Regions from separate parts of the Homo sapiens genome. Here region 1 is linked to region 2. Evidence: read pairs that join two places in POLR2A ChIA-PET (ENCODE). Cell type or tissue: Panc1. All regions are shown on one strand.

What was found. Peaks named below come from ENCODE experiments on the same cell type or tissue, not always from the same donor. Only the 100,000 strongest peaks of a DNase experiment are listed, where the experiment ranks them.
Region 1: POLR2A ChIA-PET joins it to region 2 with 17 read pairs; 2 of 35 experiments call an interaction of 5 or more read pairs at or near these places.

The regions. Positions count from the first base shown.
Region 1 is chr4:184,725,980-184,730,979 of GRCh38, forward strand. CENPU (centromere protein U) reads right to left here. Exons shown (of 13, transcript NM_024629.4): 2 at 4,941-4,989; 3 at 2,939-3,056. Among named protein-coding and RNA genes, the nearest start is that of CENPU, 5.6 kb to the right of the region's middle. In Panc1, no CTCF peak of the experiment used is centred here; no DNase peak of the experiment used is centred here; H3K27ac peaks cover 608 bases.
Region 2 is chr4:184,876,338-184,881,337 of GRCh38, forward strand. No RefSeq gene overlaps it. Among named protein-coding and RNA genes, the nearest start is that of LINC01093, 21 kb to the right of the region's middle. In Panc1, no CTCF peak of the experiment used is centred here; no DNase peak of the experiment used is centred here.

The sequences.
Region 1 (5,000 bases), 150 kb before region 2:
GAACTGCTGTAAGGGGGCCTGGTAAGAGCCAAGCAACCATTTCTTCATGCTCAAAGTTTAGCATGACAGTGCAAACTTCAACATTTTTTCAACTAAACAGCTGCTTAAATAATGAACATATCAACTGCACAATTTTTAAGTTAGTAGTATACTTTGTATTGCCCTCCACGAGGCAAAGGGATTTATTTACTCTATTGCTGTGAATAACAAGGGGGGAAAAAAGAAATAGAACAATCCCAAACGTCCACAGATAACCACTCACATAAACTGGATTCTTACAACTTCATAATAAAAAGACAAATAATCCAATTTAAAAACGGGCAAAGGGTGAACAGAAACTTCTTCAAAGAATATACAAATGGCCAATAATCATACATAAGAAGGTCAAAGGGAAAAAAAAAGCAAATGGTCAGCCATAAGTACACGGAAAAGGTGCTGAACACCATTAGTAATTAGGGAAATACAAATCAAAACCACAGTGAGATAGTACTTCACACCCAAACAAACACCCAGAAAATAGCAAGTGTAGGCAAGGATGTGGAGAAACTGAAACCCTTGGGCCCTGCTGGTGGGAACACAGGCACTGTGGAAATGGTGATTCCTGAAAATATAAAATATATATGATCCAGCAATTCCATTTCTGGGTAAATGTCCAAAAGAGGAGAAAGCAGGGACTCAAACAGATATTGATACACTCATGTTAGTATTAATAGCAGAATTATTCACAGTCAAAAAGCAGAAGTAACCCAAGGGTCCATTAACAGATGAGTAGATAAAAATAAAATGTGGTACATACAGACTGTTCTTCAGCTTAAAAAGGAAATTCTGGCTGGGCGCAGTGGCTCACGTCTGTAATCCCAGCACTTTGGGAGGCCGAGGCAGGTGGACCACCTGAGGTCAAGGGTTCAACACCAGCCTGGCCAATATGGCAAAGCCCCATCGCTACTGAAAAATACAAAAATTAGCCAGGCGTGGTGGTGGTGGTCCTGGGGGGTGGGGGGGGGGGGCGCCTGGAATCCCAGCCACTCGGGAAGCTGAGGCAGGGAGAATTGCTTGAACCCAGGAGGTGGAGGTTGCAGTGAGCCGAGATCGCGCCACTGCACTTCAGCCTAGGTGACAGAGGAAGACTTCGTCTCCAAAAAAAAAAAAAAAAAATTTCTGACTCAGGCTACAACACAGATAAACCTTGAAGACATTATGCTAAATGAAATAAGCCAGTTACCAAAGAACCAACTATTCTATGTTTCCTTTTACATCAGATTCCTAGAAAACAGAATGATGGTTGCCAGGAGTTGAGGGGAGGGAAGAATGGGAAGTTGTTTAATAGGTGGAGCATTTCAGTTAGGAAAGATGAAAAAGTTCTGGAGATGGATGGTGATGATGGTTGCACAACAACGTGAATGTATTTATCTGCTACAGAGTTAATACACTTAAAAAAGGTTAATATGGTAAACTATATTTTACCACCCATACCCCATACACACACTCACACCCACAATGAGGTGCTGGGATGGCTAGAATAAAAAACTCAGTAAGTTTTGGTGAAGGTGTGCAGAAACGGGAACTCTCATATACTGCCATGGAATTGTAAAGTGGTGCAGCCGCTTTGTAAAACAGTTCCTCAAAAAGTTAAAAATAGAATTACCATAGGACTCAGCAATTCTGCTCCCACTATATGCCCAAGAGAAGTGAAAAAAGTCCACACAAAAACTCTTACACAAATGTTCACAGCAGTATTATTCACAGTGGCCAAAAAATAGAAACCACCCAAATGTAACTGATAAATGGGTAACAAGCTGCGGTATATCCAAACAATGGAGTATCACTGAGCTATAAAAACTTACAGGAATGAGGTAGATACACGTTACAACATGGACAAACCCTGAAAACTAAGTAAAAGAAGCCAGTCACAAAGGACCAGAGTCTAGGATTCCACTGATATGTCCAGAAATGGCAAATCTGTAGAGACAGGAAGGAGATTCATGGCTGCCAGGGGCTTGAAGGAAGGGGGAAGAGGGAGTGACCACTCATGGGTACAGGGTTCTCTACAGGATAACAATTTTCTGGAATTAGATAATGCAGACGGTTGTACAACCTTGTGAATAAATTAAAAACCAATGACATGTACACCTTAAAAGGGTGAATTTTATGGTATGTGAATTCATTTCCATTTTTAAAATTATGGGGTTTTAGGTTCAGATCTTTTAGATTTAGATTTTAGACAAATAGGACATTTTTATCAAGTCATAATAAAAGACATTATTCTGGTGAATACATTTCACCTTATAAAATGTATAATATTTTCTTTAAACAAAAAATTAAACCAAAAGCCTTCAAAATTCTCTTAAAACTTATTCCAGCAAAAATGCCTGACTACTGCAGTTCTAGATGTGGGGACACATGGCATTTTCTCTGTCATTTCTGGCTTCTGGAGTGCCCAGTGACACAAGCAGCCCACCCTGACAACTCACACACTCCTGGCCAGCCTGGTACTGGCCTTTTACCTCACACTCCAAGGAACACAGGTGAAGCTCTCCCACTGGCTCTCCCGAAGCATCCCCTGCCTCCATGAGTTTAGGACAAAGGAAAATTACCCATACTCTTCTCCTCCCTAAATTAATGGCTCTATCAAATGGTAGAGTGAAGTGAGAAATGTATGCTATGTTCCCCTTATTACAGAGTACTATAGTAAGCGTCCTCATGTGACCAGATTGTTAATGAATACTACTAGACGAGTGCCGCTTTGATAATGTTCTTAGTTTCAATGTACCCGTAAGTGAGGAAAATTAATTCAAATTATCAAGTACTCCCCAGAGAACATTATATTTACATGCAGGCAACTAATTTTTATATTTGAAGATACTTCTATTTTTTATTATATCTGGCCTAAATGTTGTTGCTTTAGAGTTATGTTAGGATAAAGATTTAAAGTACTAACCAAAGGTCTCATAAGTTTCTTCATCTTTCTCATTTTCACCCAGCCTGCCAATGCTTGAGACATCAGAATTATCAGGAAAGTCGAACACGTCAATAGGCTTGCACTTTTGACCAGCTTTCTAAAAGTGAATAAAGTTGAGTCATTGAGTTGGCTCTCACAAAGAACAATAGGTTGATTTATACAGCAAGAATATTCTTGTAATCACTGCTGCCTAAGGAAGCAATCCTTATGCATGGGGTGATGGATTCACTACCTACCCTGATTGGGTCATTATACAACATAGACATGTATGGCAAGATCAAATCAGACCCCACAAATGTGTACAATTACAATGTTTCAGTTAAAATAAAAAGAAAGAAGCAAGCTAACACTTTTTGGGGACATAGAATTTTTTGATAACCTAAGGCATGGATTGGCAAACTTTTTCTATAAAGGACAAGAAAGTAAATTCTTTTAGGCTTTGCAGGCCGTAAGGTTTCTGTTTTGACTACTAACTCAGCCACTGTCACATGAATGCAGACAGTAACCACACAGAAAAGAATGAGCATGGCTGTGTTCCAATACAATTTGACTTTTGAACACTGCAATTTGAATTTCATATCATGTTCACATATTATGACATAGTCTTTTTATTTTATTTCAACCATTAAAAAAGGTAAAAACCATTCTTAGCTTGCAGGGATATACAAAAACAGGTGGCAGGCTAGATTTGGCCCATGGGCCAGTTTGCCTAAACCTCTGACCTAGGGAAAGTGATGGGTCCTGTCTCCGGAAATATGCCCATATACCCAAAAGTTCATAAACAGTTTTAAGGGTACACATGTGTAAAAACTCCTGACTAAAGGACACCAGGGTTTAGAGTTCAATATACTGATACACCCATGAAGTCTGCTACCCCAAATCTAATGAAACATGAAAACATACATAAAATGAGAAAAACTTTCATGGTAGTTCCAGAAAATGTGGAAGGGTACTATTAACAGATACAAAAATAAGAAAATTCTGGAAGGTATAAAGGAGGTCAAATAAAATTGGCAAACCATATAAAAACTTGACCATTCAGATGCCCCCAGTGAAAGAATCATTCCTGGAGTGCTTGGGGGTGGAATGTGGAGAGAGCTGGCAGGTCTTCCAGCCCCTCCCAAGGCATAGGGGGCCTCCACCAGGGACTGCCTTGCAGAGGGAAGGACAGGAAAGCTGAATCCATTCCAGGCACTCTGGGCTTCCAGCTAAGGCTGGAGCTTAGAGAAATCCCTCCGAGGCACACTGTACTTTGGCTACCAATGGCAGGGGCAAGGCAGGACAGCTGAGAGAAATCCACCCAAAGAACCCGTGAAGTAATGCCGGGGTGGGAGCAGAGCGCTGAGCAAAACCCTGCAGGGGGATCCCAGGGTTTCCCAGAGGGGAAGAGAGCTATCGTCTGCAGGCTGGGGTTAAGGACTATGCAGGACAGAGAAAGCCCAGGGCAGAACAAGCAGAAGGAACTCCTTCCGGGGTGCCTGGCACTGTCATACACTGTTAATGTGAGATTACAATGTCAATCACACAAGCCACTGGAAAAAAAAACTGGAATTAGCTATCAAGAACGTTAAAGAAATGCACATGCCTTTAACATACATTTATTCTAAGACTCTAAAGAAAAGTAAACCTGTAATGTGAACTAAGTGGAGTATCATGAAATCATAAAACAATTCTTGAAAAGTACAATGAGGAGAAATGGCTTTAAGTGAAAAAAGCTTACAGCACTGTACAATTTTTACATGAAGTCAATTATCTAAACGAAAATAAAACCAAACTCGGCTCAGAAATAAAGGAAATTCTAAAACATTAACAAAAGTCATTTTATCCACTATACCGGAAAAAGTGTGAGGAAAATGAACACACTTTTTCACTACAATAAACATTGAACTTGCCAAGTGAAGTCTACAAAACTGAGGTACCCAAAAAATGTTATTTTGTACTGTCAATTTTGAGAAAACCACAACACAAAAAGGTAACTTACATCTTTCATGGAATGTGTTCTTTCTAAAGTGTTCTTTGAACGTCTTGCGCTATTAAACAG
Region 2 (5,000 bases):
TGCAGTAATTGTAATAACAAACAATTGGAAATAACCAAATTGTCTATCAATAGGAGACTGGTCAAAAAGCCATAGTCATCTACACAATGGGTGCCATGCAGCTGCAAGAGAAAAAGAAAAGAAAAAAGAAAGAAAAGATGAGGATCATCTCTACAAAAAGGGTTCCCGTTGTTAGGAAGAAAAGCCAGGTGCTGAAAAGAATACATAAGATGGAAAAATAAAAATCTATATTCCTCTTTGCTTAATTCTGCATCAAGAAAAGCTTGAAGGAACTAGTGAAAGTGGTTAACTATAGATAGGATAAACATATTATTTTTGCCTAAATGGAATAGTTTTGAGAGTGAGAGCGTCAGTATTAATTTTTTTTTTTTTTTAGACAGAGTCTTGCTCTGTCGCCCAGGCTGGAGTGCAATGGCGTGGTCTCGGCTCACTGCAACCTCTGCCTCCTGGGTTCAAGTGATTCTCCTGTCTCAGCCTCCCAAGTAGCTGGGATTACAGGTGCCCACCACCATGCCTGGCTAATTTTTTGTATTTTTAGTAGAGACGACATTTCACCATGTTGGCCAGGCTGGTCTTGAACTCCCGACCTCAGGTAACCCACCTGCCTCAGCCTCCCAAAGTGCTGGGATGACAAGTGTGAGCCACCGTGCCCAGCCAAATTATTAATATTTAATACCAAGACAATAGATGTAGCTTGGAACTGTTCTAGATAAACCAGTCCCCATGGTCACTCTATGTAGAGGGGGTAAGGCATAGGGCTTGGGGACTAGAGTAGCTGGGGAATTCCCAAAGTGCATCTTGTTGTATTGCTTTGACTTTGGAATAATGCACATGTATTACCTATTGGGAACAATAGGAAATTTAGAAAATGTTGGGAGGACCATGGTCAATGTAAAATTTGTTGCTGGACTTTAATGGTCCCTCACGGTGGATGAGCATTTAATGGTATCTGAATTCCCTATTGACAGTGCTTGAAGACAAAACTGGAGCATGCATCACTACGCATCTACCTTCTCACAGGTGAATTTTCTAATTAAGAGCTGAGGATATTCAACCTTTACTTATTCATCCATCCATTCAGCCATTCATTTGACTTTCAGCAAATATTAATGGGGCACTACGCTAAGCACGGGGACTCTCTGGTGCTCAGGATACATCAGTGCCTCCCCATGGAGCTCTTGGTCTCATGGAGGGTACAGACAAGTACACAGATGTCAGAACAGAGTGGAAAAGTGAAGTCACCAGGGAAGTAGTAGCCGTTCTCTGGGCACTGAGTTTCCCTCAGGGGATCACTGGCCAGTTGAATGAGTGAGCAAATGAATGAATGAATGCAATGAAATAAAATGACTGCTTACATTCCTTCCAAATCTGCAATTCACTTGTGTAACATACAGGGTTTCCAATATTTTGGAGAAACAAGAATAGGATTAAACTCAAATTGTTCTGCTTGGTTGCAGAGAGGGCTTGGTTCACCATTTTGCATATGTGAAGCACATTTTCTCTAGGAGAAGGTGTAGGTGTGAGGCAGGCATGGCATCATGAAGAGAGATGGGGCCTAATAGAAAAAAAATCAGCTTATTTCTTTTGAAAAAGTCTTCACAGTTTATAAGGCAGGGGGATTTTTTTTTTTTTTTTCAGACTGAGTCTCTCTCTGTCGCCCGGGCTGGAGTGCAGTGGCGAGATCTCAGCTCACTGCAACCTCCGCCAGCCGGGTTCAAGCGATTCTTCTGCCTCAGCCTCCCGAGTAGCTAGGACTACAGGTGCATGCCGCTACACCCAGTTAATTTTTGCATTTTTAGTAGAGACAGAGCTTCAGCATGTTGGCCAGGCTGGACTCAAACTCCTGATCCTAAGTGATCCATCTGCCTCGGCCTCCCAAAGTGCTGGGATCACAGGCAGTGGTGAGCCACCGCCCCTGGCCAGCAGGGGAAAAAATTAATCCAATAGCAGAAGTCCTATTAAGAACAGAAGTACCATTTAGGAAAATACTTTGATGATATAAAATTTCAGTTATACAGGAAGAATAATTCAGGAGGTCTATTGTACAACATGATGAATACAGTAAGAAGAAAGAGGGGGTAAGGAGGTAATGATATAAAATAGTCCAGAGCTCTGCGTTCCAGTCCCACTCTTCCACTGGCTTACTGTGAGACTTTAGGGATGGAAATGAGCCTCTCTAAACTTTTTTTTTTTTAATTTTTGAGTTGGGGTCTTGCTCTGTCACCCAGGTTGGAGTTGAGTGGTGCAATCATGAATTACTGCAGCCTTGACCTCCCAGGCTCAAGCGATCCTCCCACCTCAGTCTTCCAAGAACCTGGGATTACAGGCATGCACCACCACTCCTGGCTAATTTTTAAATTTTTTTGTAGAGACAGGGTCTTGCTATGTTGCCCAGGTTGGTCTTGAACTCCTGGGCTCAAGTGATCCTCCTGCCTCAGCCTCCCAAAGTGCTGGGATTACAGGCGTGAGCCACCGTGCCCGGCCTATACTTTAGAAAATATAAACTAATGGTGTTTGGCAAGTTGTTGTCTGTGGCTCCTCTTAGATGCCTAATTCTTTGTTCTACTTGTGGATTTTTTTTTCCCAGTATCTCCCTCTCCTTTGGAAGCAGACATTTAATTTCCCATCTCAGGGCCGTGGCGCGTGCCATTCCCTCCACGTGGCCTGGCCTTGCTCTCCATCTTCCCGCAGCCAGCTCCTCCTCACCTTGCAGGTCTCAGCCTCGCCTTTCACAGAAGTCTCTATCAAAGCTGGTCGCTCTATCAGAGTTCAGTGCCCTTGTTATTTTCTGTTTCATTCAGAGTTCTTATTGTATTTTCCAGCTTTTCATCTGAAATTATAAACTTAGTAAGCAAGTTTAATGAAGCAAATGTCCAGTGTCTAGCACCTGGAAAATAGTAAGTTCCCATAATGATTTGTTGAATGAATCAATGAAAAATCCTTCCATTTGCTCATATTCTAATTTCCTGAATGGATTGGAAGGTTGCATAGATAACCTCAAAGGTCCCTGCTTCCAGCTTAAACCATAGCTGTATCTTGCCCAGATTAAGCTGGCACCATCTCCTCGAATCCAATCACCCCTACTTTGCCAGGAGGGGAGCACTCACATTTGGGCTGCTGCAACGCTTAGGTGATTGCAGATTGTGGGGACAGATATTGGAGGCAGTTAATTGTTTCCAAATGTGAGTATTTCAGAGATGTAGCTCCCACAGGACACTAGAGTTTCTCTCTGGATATAATTTTTGCCAAACCAATAATTATAGCAGTTTATGCAACTGACATATAATTCCACCAGGACTGAAGTGGCAGAGTTGACAAGAAGCTCGCCAATTGTGTATGATTTGGGGCCCGTCTGCATAGATCTATTCTCTAAGAGATCAAAAATGTCTTTCTTTGGGCCTCTTCCTTTTTGTGATTTTTTTTTCCACTTCGGCTTTTGAATTGGACGTAACAGGCTGCAGCTAGCTTAATTTTGTCGTTGCCACTCAGGGCCTGTCACCCTCCTGAAGCACTGACTTCATCTTCCACTCACTTTATCAATGACATCCACCCAGGCTAGAAATAAATGAGGAAACACCAGTCAAGGGGAATACGAAAAATTTGTAAATTGCAGAATTGGGCTCTGCAAATTAATCATAATTTGGAAAATGTTTTCATGGTCACTGTTCATCAGGTATTGTCTCCTCTTGCCTTCTGCAGATGTCCAGGCCTCTTAGCATGCCATAGAACCATGAAAAAACACCCACTCCAAAAACTCACTTTGCAAGTGATGGCAGAGAGATCCCAATGGTGGAGTGATTTGCCAACACAACAGGGCACGGCCATGGCCAAGGTGGGAGCCAGAAAACCTTGCCCGCCCTGCTAGCCATCCTTAGCTGCTCCACCCTTCCCCAGCGGGCCCATGTCCTGCCATATGTACCCCAGTTCACCTCCACATCCCATCCGTCGGCATCAGTGCAACGTGAGGTCTGGGTTTCTCTTTTCTACCCAAGTCAGGCTGACTACCTGGTGAAGAGGAAGTTTCCCATCTGTGTTACTTTCCTAGGGCCACTGTAACCGAGAACCATGAACTGGAAGCTTGAACAACAGAAGTTTTTGTCTCTCATTCCTGGAGGCTGGAAGTCCAGGATAGTTCAGGTGTGGGCAGGATGCGTTGATTCTTCCCCAGGTCTATGAGGGAGAGCCTGCTCCATGCTGCTTGCAGCTTCTAGTGGCCCCAGGAATTCCATGGCTGCAGTCACAGAGCTCCAGCCTCCGCCTGCATCTTCCCCAGTCACCTCATCCCTGTGTGTGTCTTCACCTCAGCTTCCCTCTGTGCATGTCTGCCTGTGTCCATGTTGCCTCTTTTCATAAGGACACCAGTCACATTGGATTAGGGCTCACCCTAATGACCTCATTTTAACTTGATGGCCTCTGTAAAGAGCCCATTTCCAAATAAGGTCACATTCTGAGGTACTGGGGGCTAGGACTTCATATCTTTTGGGGTGAACATAATGTAACCCATAATATCATCTGAAACCCTTTCTCTGTCAACCGATCCGCAAAACCCCCACCTGACAGGGAGAAGATCGATAATGAAATGCAGCCAAGGGGAGGCTTCTTAAAGCAAGGTGGAGTTTAAAGAACTGAGCAGATAGGGGCTGGGCATGGTGGCTCACGCCTGTAATCCCAGCACTTTCGGAAGCCGAGGCGGGTGGATTGCCTGAGGTCTGGAGTTCGAGACCAGCCTGACTAACATTGAGAAACCCCATCTCTACTAAAAATACAAAAATTAGCCAGGTGTGGAGGTGCATGCCTGTAATTCCAGCTACTCGAAAGGCTGAGGCAGGAGAATTGCTTGAACCTGGGAGGCAGAAGTTGCAGTGAGCCGAGATCCTGCCATTGCACTCCAGCCTGGGCAACAAGAGCAAAAAACTCCGTCTCAAAAACAAACAAACAAACAAACAAACAAACAAGCAAAACCCTGAGCAGACAGTAACTTATATTTAAAAGTAGTATGA